Linked DNA regions of Homo sapiens: region 1 is linked to region 2. Evidence: chromatin contacts called from ENCODE Hi-C or POLR2A ChIA-PET data. All regions are on one chromosome and are shown on one strand. Each heading gives the region's core, a stretch centred on a gene start or an enhancer-like site at or near the end of the contact. The rest is flanking DNA. Distances are from core to core; before and after follow the strand shown. Region 1 overlaps CAMKMT (calmodulin-lysine N-methyltransferase). Region 2 overlaps CAMKMT (calmodulin-lysine N-methyltransferase).

What was found. Hi-C counts contacts between places; a loop is a spot of excess contacts on that map. ChIA-PET counts read pairs that join two places held with the same protein, here RNA polymerase II (POLR2A). Pooled maps may share reads with other maps.
Region 1: a loop to region 2 is called in a map of CD8-positive, alpha-beta T cell, with 2.2 times the contacts of the local background. The contact joins two enhancer-like sites. A Hi-C loop is called at or near these places in 2 of 168 maps with a recorded cell type or tissue (CD8-positive, alpha-beta T cell and naive thymus-derived CD4-positive, alpha-beta T cell), 3 of 37 single-sample maps with no recorded cell type and 14 of 50 pooled maps. POLR2A ChIA-PET finds 5 or more read pairs at or near these places in 10 of 52 experiments (Caco-2, GM10248, GM12878 and 6 more).

What each region holds. Positions count from the first base shown.
Region 1 is chr2:44,613,725-44,618,836 of GRCh38, forward strand. The region is part of intron 3 of CAMKMT (calmodulin-lysine N-methyltransferase); the gene reads left to right. Among named protein-coding and RNA genes, the nearest start is that of CAMKMT, 250 kb to the left of the region's middle. Within about 2 kb of position 3,052, at least 3 of the 41 ENCODE cell types and tissues checked have a DNase peak (open chromatin) inside an H3K27ac peak, as active enhancers do; they include GM12878, where a contact is called at or near this core.
Region 2 is chr2:44,577,019-44,582,125 of GRCh38, forward strand. The region is part of intron 3 of CAMKMT (calmodulin-lysine N-methyltransferase); the gene reads left to right. Among named protein-coding and RNA genes, the nearest start is that of CAMKMT, 220 kb to the left of the region's middle. Within about 2 kb of position 2,278, at least 5 of the 41 ENCODE cell types and tissues checked have a DNase peak (open chromatin) inside an H3K27ac peak, as active enhancers do; they include GM12878, where a contact is called at or near this core.

The sequences.
Region 1 (5,112 bases), core at 1,802-4,301, 37 kb after region 2:
TATTTTCTCTTTTACAGAGGAGAAATCTTAGACATAGGGAGATTAAGTCCATATCAGCCAGTCTGACTCCTTAAAGAGTATTGGAGGAAGCACGTGGAGTTCTAATTTGTCACTAGTCATGTGATCCCCTTGGTTTTCACGTCCGTCTCTATGGAATGAAGAGGTTCAATTACATGATGTCTAACAGTCTTAAAAACCTGTTATTCCATAACAGTGATAAGACAAATATTAATTAAAGGCAGAAATCATAAGCATAACTCAAGGCAGAATATGAAAAGCCCTATAAAATAGATAAATACAAATGTAGAAGGGGCTATACATAATTTGTTTCCAGAAAACCTATAATGCTTTTCTTTCTCCCATTTCTCCTTTTCAATTAAAATAATTCTTAGAAAAAAGATCACACATAGTTTCTTTTGAAAGGTTGTATTTGGACTAGATATTGAAAGTGAAAAACAGAAGAGAGGGCATTTTGGGCAAAGAGGATAGCATGAACCAGTAAGTGTTTCACAGGGGAAGAGAGAGATGGGTTTATGGAAACTTGAGTGTCTTCCCTGTGCCAGGGACTGTGTTAAGTGTAAGGAACACAAAACTGACTGAAATACAGTTCCTGTCTGGTGAGAATGACGGAGAAGTAAACCAACAGTAATGATACTGTGACTGGGGAACAGTTGCATTGCATTCTTCATATTTGTCGAAGGCACATATTTATTGAATGTGCCTGTTTTCCAGGCACATGGAAGATGCTGGAGATACACCAGAGAGCAAAACGGACCAAAATCTCTGCCTTCATGAAGGCTATACTCTTATGAGCAAGATAAGCAGAACATAAATAAATAAAATATAGAGTATAACAGATGGTGATAAGTGCATTGGAGAAAAACAAGGCAAGGAAGGGGATGAAATCTGCTGGAGTTGAGAGAAATGAGTTGCAATTTTAAATACAGAGGTCAAGAAAAGCCTCATTGAGGAGACATTTGAATAAAATGCTGAAAGCCACAAAGAGGTAGCAAGTCCTGTGACTCTAGAGTGAAAGATGTTCCAAGCAGAAAGCTGTGTCCCCTCCAGAGTCTTGTCTCAGTATGCTTCACACACACCAGCAATTTGCTTCTTTTTCTTTTGCATCATCAGTCTGCTACTACTGTCCCGTGCACCACCCAGTCTGCTACTACTGACCCTTATTCACTCTAACCAGCTCTTTGGTCTCCTTGCTTTTTTTTTTTTTTTTTTTTTTTTGAGACAGGGTCTTGCTCTGTTGCCCAGGCTAGAGTGCAGTGGTGACATCATAGCTCACCTGGGCTCAAGCAATCCTGCCATCTCTGCCACCTGAGTAGTTGGGACTACAGGTGCACCCCACACCCGGCTAATTTTTAAAAATTATTTTAGAGATAGGGTCTTGCTATGTTGCCCAGGCTGGTGGCAAACTTCTGGCCTCAAGTGATCCCCCGACCTCAGCCTCCCAAAGCATTGGGATTACAGGTTGAATTACTATGCCCTGCCTGGTTTCCTTGCTATTCCATTAACATGCCAGATGACTTTCACATCAGGGGGTTTGCATTTGGCTGGTATATAGAGAATGAATTAGAAAGATGTAAGTCCAAAGTCAGAGAAACCATTTGGGGCCGGGGAAGAGCAATAATCAAGGTTAAAGATGATTAGCAACTGAATTACGGCTATGGCCAGGGGAATCAAGAAAAGTAGACAGATTGAGAGAGATTTAGAAGGAAAAAAATTACTAGAACTTGGTGACTGCTTGGATATGGTAACCAAAGGAGAATGGAGACGCAAGATAATTCCCAGGTTTCTGCCTTGGGTAGCTGGCAGGATGATGATGCAGTTCACTGAGGAGGGTACAGTTTTGGAGGCATTTAGGTGAGATGATGGATGTGGTTTGGGGAATATTACATTTGAGGGGCATTGGGCATGATTTGAGTTGGTATACCATACAGATTAATTTCTTGTCAATATTTTTAAAGTATTGTAATGTGTTTTTTTAACCACACCCTATAATTTAAGTAACAATAGGATCTCCAGAATGAGAATAATAGGGGGACCCATAGAGAGATGGCCTCTCAAAGGCAGTAGCCTTTTAGTGGGCTCTGAAAGATGAGAGATGCCAACTGTGCAGTTAGGGAAGACTCCAGGCAGAGGCACAGCAGACATGCAGGCATTCATCCCATGTCACCAAAACATCCAGTATGTTTTCAGCAAATGCTGAAAACTGAATTACAGCCTATTCTCTGTCCCTTGCTCTCCCTCTAGTTTCCCTAGATCAGGGTGGAAACTCTCCATCCAGCCAACCGTGCACTTCAAAAACCCAGAGGTCAGCCTGGACACCTCTTCTCCCCCGACCTCCAGTCATAAGTCCTGTGGATTGTCCTTGAAATCTGACTGTCACTCTGCTCCCTTCTGTCCTAGCTGCCATCTTCTGTCTCTTGAACTGTGCAGCAGCCCCCTGCCGGTGCCCTGCTTTCATTCTTGTGCTCTTCCAACCCAATCTCCATATTCAGCTGAGTGATCTTTGAAAAACACAAGTTTGCTCCTGTCATTCCCTGTTGCAATGTATTTTTACAAACACATCCTAAGATAGTTAGTCACGTACCAACTTTTAGACCTTTAAAAATTGCATTTATCTGCCAAGCAATTGTTCCCCATGGAAGAAGAGCTCTAGTGACTACTTTGTTCCTTTGTTGTCTCTAATTTTAATATTCCAAAACCCACATTTTTTTTTACAATTGTCATTTGATTTAGATGACTTAAAAGCTTTTTATTACAAGCCATATATATACTAATAGAACAACCTTTAACAATATATTTTTTTGATTCACCAGAAAAGGTGATCATTTCTTGATCACAAGCAGTAAGGTTTCTTGTCCTCAGCTCAACCTCATTATAACTATATATTTGAACAAACTAAGATATCCTCTGAACTGAGTCACCTCATCCCAGGGTTCAACTGACATGGGGAATTACCTTATTTTAGTCAGAAAGCCTTAATTAGATTAGGTTGGCCTTTCTGAACTTTATGTGTTGCTACATACAGGAGTTAAAAACCTTGATCTACACATATCACACAAATCAGGAGAAAACGAAAGCAGAAATGAGCTCATGTTTCTATATGCAGCTGCTTTGATGAAGACATTTCAAATAGAAACCAGAAAACCAAAAGCACAAAACTGAGGAGATAATAGCCAATGAAGGGGAGAAGTGATTAATTCAGATCAGGAAAAAAAGCTGCAGAGTTCAAAGAGACTATGATGAAATTATTAGGGGCTGTTGGAGATGTAATCCATATCTCCTTGTCACATGTGTCCTACGTGATAGTGCCGTGAATGTCATGGGATAAAATTAGTGCCTTACAAAATAAACATGTTTAAACTTTGTGAAAAATACCCACACAAGAGACTGATATACATACATTCAGAGGTGGACACATTTGTCTCTAGAGGGAAATTCATCTGCTATGTGGTGAGAGCAGCTGATAATCAGGAAACTCAAAGTCACATTCTAGCAGAAACTTTTATTAATATTGACCCATAACTGTGGCTCTGCAGGAGTTTTTAATCTCATTGTATTTATGTAGTGTCTTTTGTAATATGATAACACATTTCAAAATTATTATTGTTGAATTGCCAACAAAATGCATCCTAAACACACACTCCTTAGGTAAGGGAAGAGACCCCATGTATGCTGTCCTCTGCTATTGGAAACAAGTTAAAAAAGAGTTATCCAGTAATCTTTTTCTTAAAAACAGTCACAACATCTTGATGATACTGATTCAATTGTAAATTATTTTGGAATAATTCAAACTATAAAAGCTCTAATCTTCAAGATGGGAGGCTTGAATGTGGGAATGTAAGCACAGATGTTTATCTAATTTTATCCAATAGTTTATACTGCACGATGGGCTCACTGAGCCATATTTCCTCACTTTGAAGTTACCTGGAGTTCTACCTGGTCACAGGCTTGCCTGATTTATGTGAGTGAGGAAGGAAAACCACTTAAATGAAGAGTGTGGCTTTAAAGAATATAGTGCATTTTCTCTGAGTGAGCATTCGTGACTTCTGCAGGAAGGTAGATGATATTGGACAACAGATTACTTTGTTTTGATTGAAGATTGAATTAATATTACAATACCAATGCTTTGTCTGTTCGCAGGCAACGAATAAATGAGTGTGTGATACTGAAATGAAAAAAATAGGATATAGATGGCTTATGTAAGAGCCAAATATAGCAGAAGCATACAACTATCAAACTTTATTCAGACATCAAGAAAGCATCATATCTGAGCTATTCTTTTCATCTCCTTCCTGTTTCTTTGTATACACTTCTAGTAGTTAAACTGATTTTAATGGATGAATTTTCATTTAAAAGTAAAAAATGATGTTCTCTGCTTCAAGCAGCAGGTGTGTTTTTAATCTTTAATAGGTCACCTTCCCAAGTGCAAGCAGGCAAGCTGTTATTGATCAAAGAGGTTTTGTTGGGTAGCTCTCAGATTATTGAGTGACAAACTTTATTGAATTTGACTTAACAGAAGTCAGAAGACAGCTGAAGCATAAGAGCTTGCACTGCCATCAGAGTCATTTTACGACAGCCAGGGAGCAAAGCTCAGAGATGGATACTGAGCTTTTTGCTGGCCCTTGGAGATTAACTGAACAGCCTTCCTACCAATTCCCAAGCCTGTCAGCAGAACCAATTAGATTTTCAACCAGTAGACAAGAAGGGTGGCACTTGGGGACCTTTTTGCTTTAGGTCGAAGGCTTTTCAGACTGCGATGAGATGACATTGATGATGACACGTTGAGCATTGGTTGGTTTTAAGACAAGTTAAATTAGCAGTCTTGAAATGATTCCAACTGTCTCCTGACTTCTCACTGTTGCCATATTCAGTGGATCCTGTCAGGAGCAAGTTGATGACTTAATAGTCTTTCTTGAGTGGATTTGAGCACTTTGGCTGTGTGTTTATGTGTAGTTGTCATGCTTAAAATATTCATATGAAGGTTTGAAATATTTATTTGAAGGCGCCTTCTGCAGAGTTCAGCAGTAAGGCTCTCAGTGCTTCTACCTACTTTTTATTTTTTATTTTTTGCTTCTCTAAGCAGTTATTTTGTAC
Region 2 (5,107 bases), core at 1,028-3,527:
AAAGATGTGTGTTTTTCAAATCTGCACTATCTTCTGTAAGCATTCTGGTTAAATAATTCCCCAGGATAGGAAAGTCACTTTGATGCTGGTTGTACAAGGGAAATGCCATGAATTCCCAGATGCTTTTAAAATACAGGTGGGTTATAAAGACAAAGGTGATGCAACTTGTTGAATGTCTCATTTTTAAATTATAACTTTCAAAGGAGTGAAGGACTTGCCATCCCAAAATATGTCAAACTGGCATATTAATTATTTTGAAAACATTGGAGAAATTGTAGTTTCAGAAAGGGGTAGCTGACCTGCATGCAGCAAGCCATAAAGCTTCTTCTGTGGCTCATGCCTGTAATCTCAGCACTTCGGGAGGCCAAGGCAGGAAGATCGTTTAAGTTTAGGCATTAGAGACCAGCCTAGGCAACATGATGAGACCCCATCTCTACAAAAAATATGGAAATTAGCCAGGTGTGGTAGTACATGCCTATAGTGGCAGCTACCTGGGAGGCTGAGATGGGAGGATCATCTGAGTCTGAGAGGTCCAGGCTGCAGTGATCTATGATCACACCACTGCACTCCAGCCTGAGAGACAGAGTGAGACCCTGTCTCAAAAAAAATGAAAGAAAGAAAGGACGGGGAGGGGGAGAGAGAGGGAGAGGGAGAGGGAGACAGAGAGGGAGAGGGAGACGGAGAGGGAGAGGGAGATGGAGAGGGAGAATATTCCTTTGGACGAGATCCTCCCTTTACTAGAGCCAGGAAATAGCTCTTATCAACCAGAGGCTGGGAACAGGGGGCTGCAGTGGACCCAATTAAATATATTTTCCAAAGTAACCCTTATCTTCTACTAGTTTTACACCCCGCTTGTATCTCCTAGTGACTCCCCTAGGAATTTATTGCCCGTAGACAGATCGCCTTTGTCCTATCATTTCTTCTTAAGTTTATTATTCTTCATCCAAAAAGTATAAAAGCATCTTGCTTTGGCCACTTCTTCAGACTTCACTCTCTTGTGAAGATCCCCATGTACATGTAAAACTAATAAAATGTGTATGCTTTTCTCTTGTAAATCTGCCTTGTGTCAATTTGGTTTCTAGATCCAGCTGAAGGGCCCACATGAGAGCTCAGGCGGGTTGGAGGTGATCTCTCATTACCTACACGTTATATAAATTCAGCATAGGAATAATGGTTGAGGGTAAATTAACATTGTTAAAAAGAATACACCGTAACATAAAGTACTTTAACATTTATAATATGAGACCATTTATTAAAGAAAATACCATTATATAATAATGAGGCTAATAATTTCATATGGAAATAATACTGTATTAATTCGATGTATTCATACTAACAGTGAACATGATATTTTAAATTTTGCTGTCACATAATTATGCTGCTGCTTTATGAAATGTTATACTGTCACCTAGAAAAACCCTTATTTGAGTGTAGATCTGCGATCTTCAGCCTCATATGGCAGGTTGTAATGTGTTACTGAGGTATTTTTAAGTGAAGAGGTGGGAAAAACTCCTGGCTGAGTCATAAAACTGAGGATTCTTTCTTTCCTAATCTGCCTGGAGCAAAGCTGTCTAGGCTAACACTGGCCTTTAGCAAAGAACTGAAACACTTTCCTAGTTCTACAAGGCAAATTGGGTAATGGGATGTGGTATTGGGTAATGGGATGTGGTGTTAAGTTTGGAATGAGGAGATATCTTAGGGTTGTGAGTCATGGTCCGTATTATTTTTAAGTTGTTGCTTAAAAATAAAAAAGCAACAAAAAGCAATCAAAGGGAAAGTGAGAGTTAGAAGAAGTTGAAGACCAAATAATTTTGTACTAGTCAGTAAATAGTAGTATTGTGACTACAAATGACTATTTGGTACAGGCATCTTAACTCCTCAGCTCTGTTAGCACTGATTAAAAGTGAAAAAGTTGATTCATTGTGTATTGGAATAAATAATGTCTCAAAGTTTACGCAGTGGTGGAAGTGAAACCAAAATACAAAGCTCCATTTGTGACTGAAGTTTGCTAACATTTCAAGAAGTAGGTTGAAGTGACAGTGGGTAATAGGAAAAGCAGACATATTTCTTTGCCATGAGATTTTATAGCTGTCATTGGCAGTGTGTTTTCTTAAACTGATATCAGCTACCATTTATACACTTAACAATTTCTGGTCAGATTAGGGCAGAAGGTTGTGGTACCCACATATATAAAATAGTATAATAATGTTCTATTTTTTTTTTGGAACAAATTTGTTACATGAAATGTCAGATGAGTCATTTTGCTCATGTCAGGTATTTAAAAGTAATGGAAAGATGCCAACATGGAAGCCCAGTAATTCATGCGCTGGTGTAATGGAGCAAATGAAATGCAAAGCTCTTGTACAGGTCCAATTTCAGCACCAAACGCTTACCTGTCAGTCAGCAAAATTGTCCCTGAATAAAAATGAACCCCATCTGAGAGGCAAAGCATTTTAATGTACATCACATTCTTTGACTCTATTGCGAGGTAGAAGCTGCATGGAAAGAAAGAGAATGCTGTTGAAAAAGACATTTAACAGCAACCTCTGAGCATGCTGAAAATCTCACTCGCATTACTGCCCACAAAAGGTTTTTGGTTTGCCCTTTCTCTCCTGAGCTATTGACAAACTCTTGAGCATTGCTGCCCTCCCCGGCTCTGTGTCTCTTATCTACATGGAAAGGCAGCTGATTTACTCCAGACAGTGAGAGATTTGGCCACTCAGGGATGTGGAGACCAAGTTTTAGACAGGTAACTTTATTGCTGCCTGGGTGCAGCTGGGGGATGTATTTATGGACGTGACAATTAAAAGTGTGTGTTGCACAAATCGAAAGTCAGACATACCCTTGTATAAATGATTATTGTGGTCCAAAGTGACTGCCATTTCTTTTGGAAAGCCTTTCATTTGGAATCAGTTCCCAGTTTTCTATATGAGCAAGCATCTTACAGAAATGAGGTGTCCTAGTTTTTTTTAGACCCAATTCCTGTGGTTTTTAAAAAGCAAATGGGAAAGTTAAGAATTTGTGTGCTTCAGTGCCCACGCACCCAGGGATTCTTGTACCCTACCTCTAGGAGTCATGATTTGTTCTACCTTTGAAATGTCTGTTTTCCATTTCTGTGTTTTAAGACTCTAAGTGCTTATAGGAACCCAAGCAGCTATTGAAAACCAGTAATGACTAGTTCTTCTAAATGCTAATGATTGAGAATGAACTAGCAATCAGGGCTCAAAAATAAAATAAAATAAAATAAAGTAAAATAAAATAAAGTGTGCTGAATTAGAAACGATAATAATTAAATCAAGCCAAGGTGCCCTATACTTATGACTGCACTAATGCTTGAAAAATTATGAGTACAGAGAAAATTTACATAAATCCTCTTTAAATGATGTATGTGAAAAAAAAGAAAGAAGGAAAAACCATGGTCACAGGACTGAATTTATTTTAATCCCCTGGTTCAAGTGGTCCTAGAAATAATCATACTTGTATCAATCTATATTGCATGACTTTTGTAAGATGTGAAAATAGTGTTTTTCACTAAATTGTCACTTATTATTGTTCATTTAGGGCCACTAACATAGAAAAATTTCTCAGCTACAGTGTCAAAAGAATAGGGACAATTTGATGTTTTCTTTTGATGCTGTTTGTTGATATCTAGACCACTGTAGCTTGATTGCCTAACATTAAACCTATAATAACAGTGCAATCATAGCAGTATCATCATGAATGTTGTTACAATAGAAACAACATTTACACGGCTTCAGAATGGTAATTATCAAACTTTTTGTCATGAAGCGCTTATTTGCTAGCATTGATCTGCCCCGGTCAGTTGTTAGCTCTTCTCATCTGAGGTGTATTGATTGTATAATCAGTAGATAGAGGCTGTGGGCAGATGAAATTCAGTGTTGTTGGGCAAATTATCGGCTGCTTGCCTGTTGACCTGGACCCTGCTGGTTGTACCTTAGATGCTGGTGGGATTATTACTCATTTCAGTGACCCTACTTTATGACAGAGCACTCTGTATTATTATAAAAGATAAATGCCATCCTGCTTGCTGTGGTTGTGGTTGACTACACAAATGTCAGAATATAGCTAGTCTGCAAACTAGGCAGTGCAAGTATGTTTCCGATGAGATCAAAAGGAGAAATTTTCAAAGATTACCTTTTCTGAATTTGTCTCTTTGTAAGAATGTAATAACAAAAAGCCTATGTGTATCTAGCTGATGATAATAATGAAACCTTTATGTATATAGCTGTTTATCATGTGCTAAGGATTATGACAAATCACTTAATATTTTGTTTTACCAGCAAGAACACTGAAGCCGACATTAAGCTAAGCAAATGGGCTAAGATCACATGTCAATGAGCAGTAGAGCTTGGAATTAAATCTGTTTCTTCTGAATACAAGTCAAGTTTGTTATATTCTACTGCTCTGTCTTATTAGGTTATCCAGGCTGACCATTAAATATGTGTATACTGACAGATCTAAGGTTTCATCCAACTGGATTAAAAAATAAAGACCTCAATGTTACTTAAATAAATTATTGCATTGGGTAATTTTTGAGACTATTTGAGCTATTAAATAATTATAACATTCCAAAGCCCAAGGTCTAACATGGGATTACTTTTATAGACAAAATCATTTTATATAAAGAGCACTGTAAATTTTATAGCTGGTGGCTGTTTTTAAAAAATCTAGATGGTTTTTGCCGGGCGTGGTGGCTCACGCCTGTAATCCCAGCACTTTGGGAGGCTGAGGCGGGTGGATCACAAAGTCAGGAGTTCGAGACCAGCCTGGCCAATATGGTGAAACCCCATCTCTACTAAAAGTACACATATTAGCCAGGCGTGGTGCCGCGCGCCTGTAGTCCCAGCTATTTGGGAGGCTGAGGCAGATGAATCGCTTGAACCATGGAGGCAGAGGTTGCAGTGAGCCAAGATCGTGCCGCTGCACTCCAGGCTGGGCAACAAAGCGAGACTCCGTCTCAAAAACAAAAACAAAAACTAGATGGTTTTAACAGAATGTTTTGTTTATATGAAAAAATTCTCAAACGTTATTTATGTTACCATGTCCTATTTTCCTTGTACTTTAGGATCATTCTATCCATCGTAGG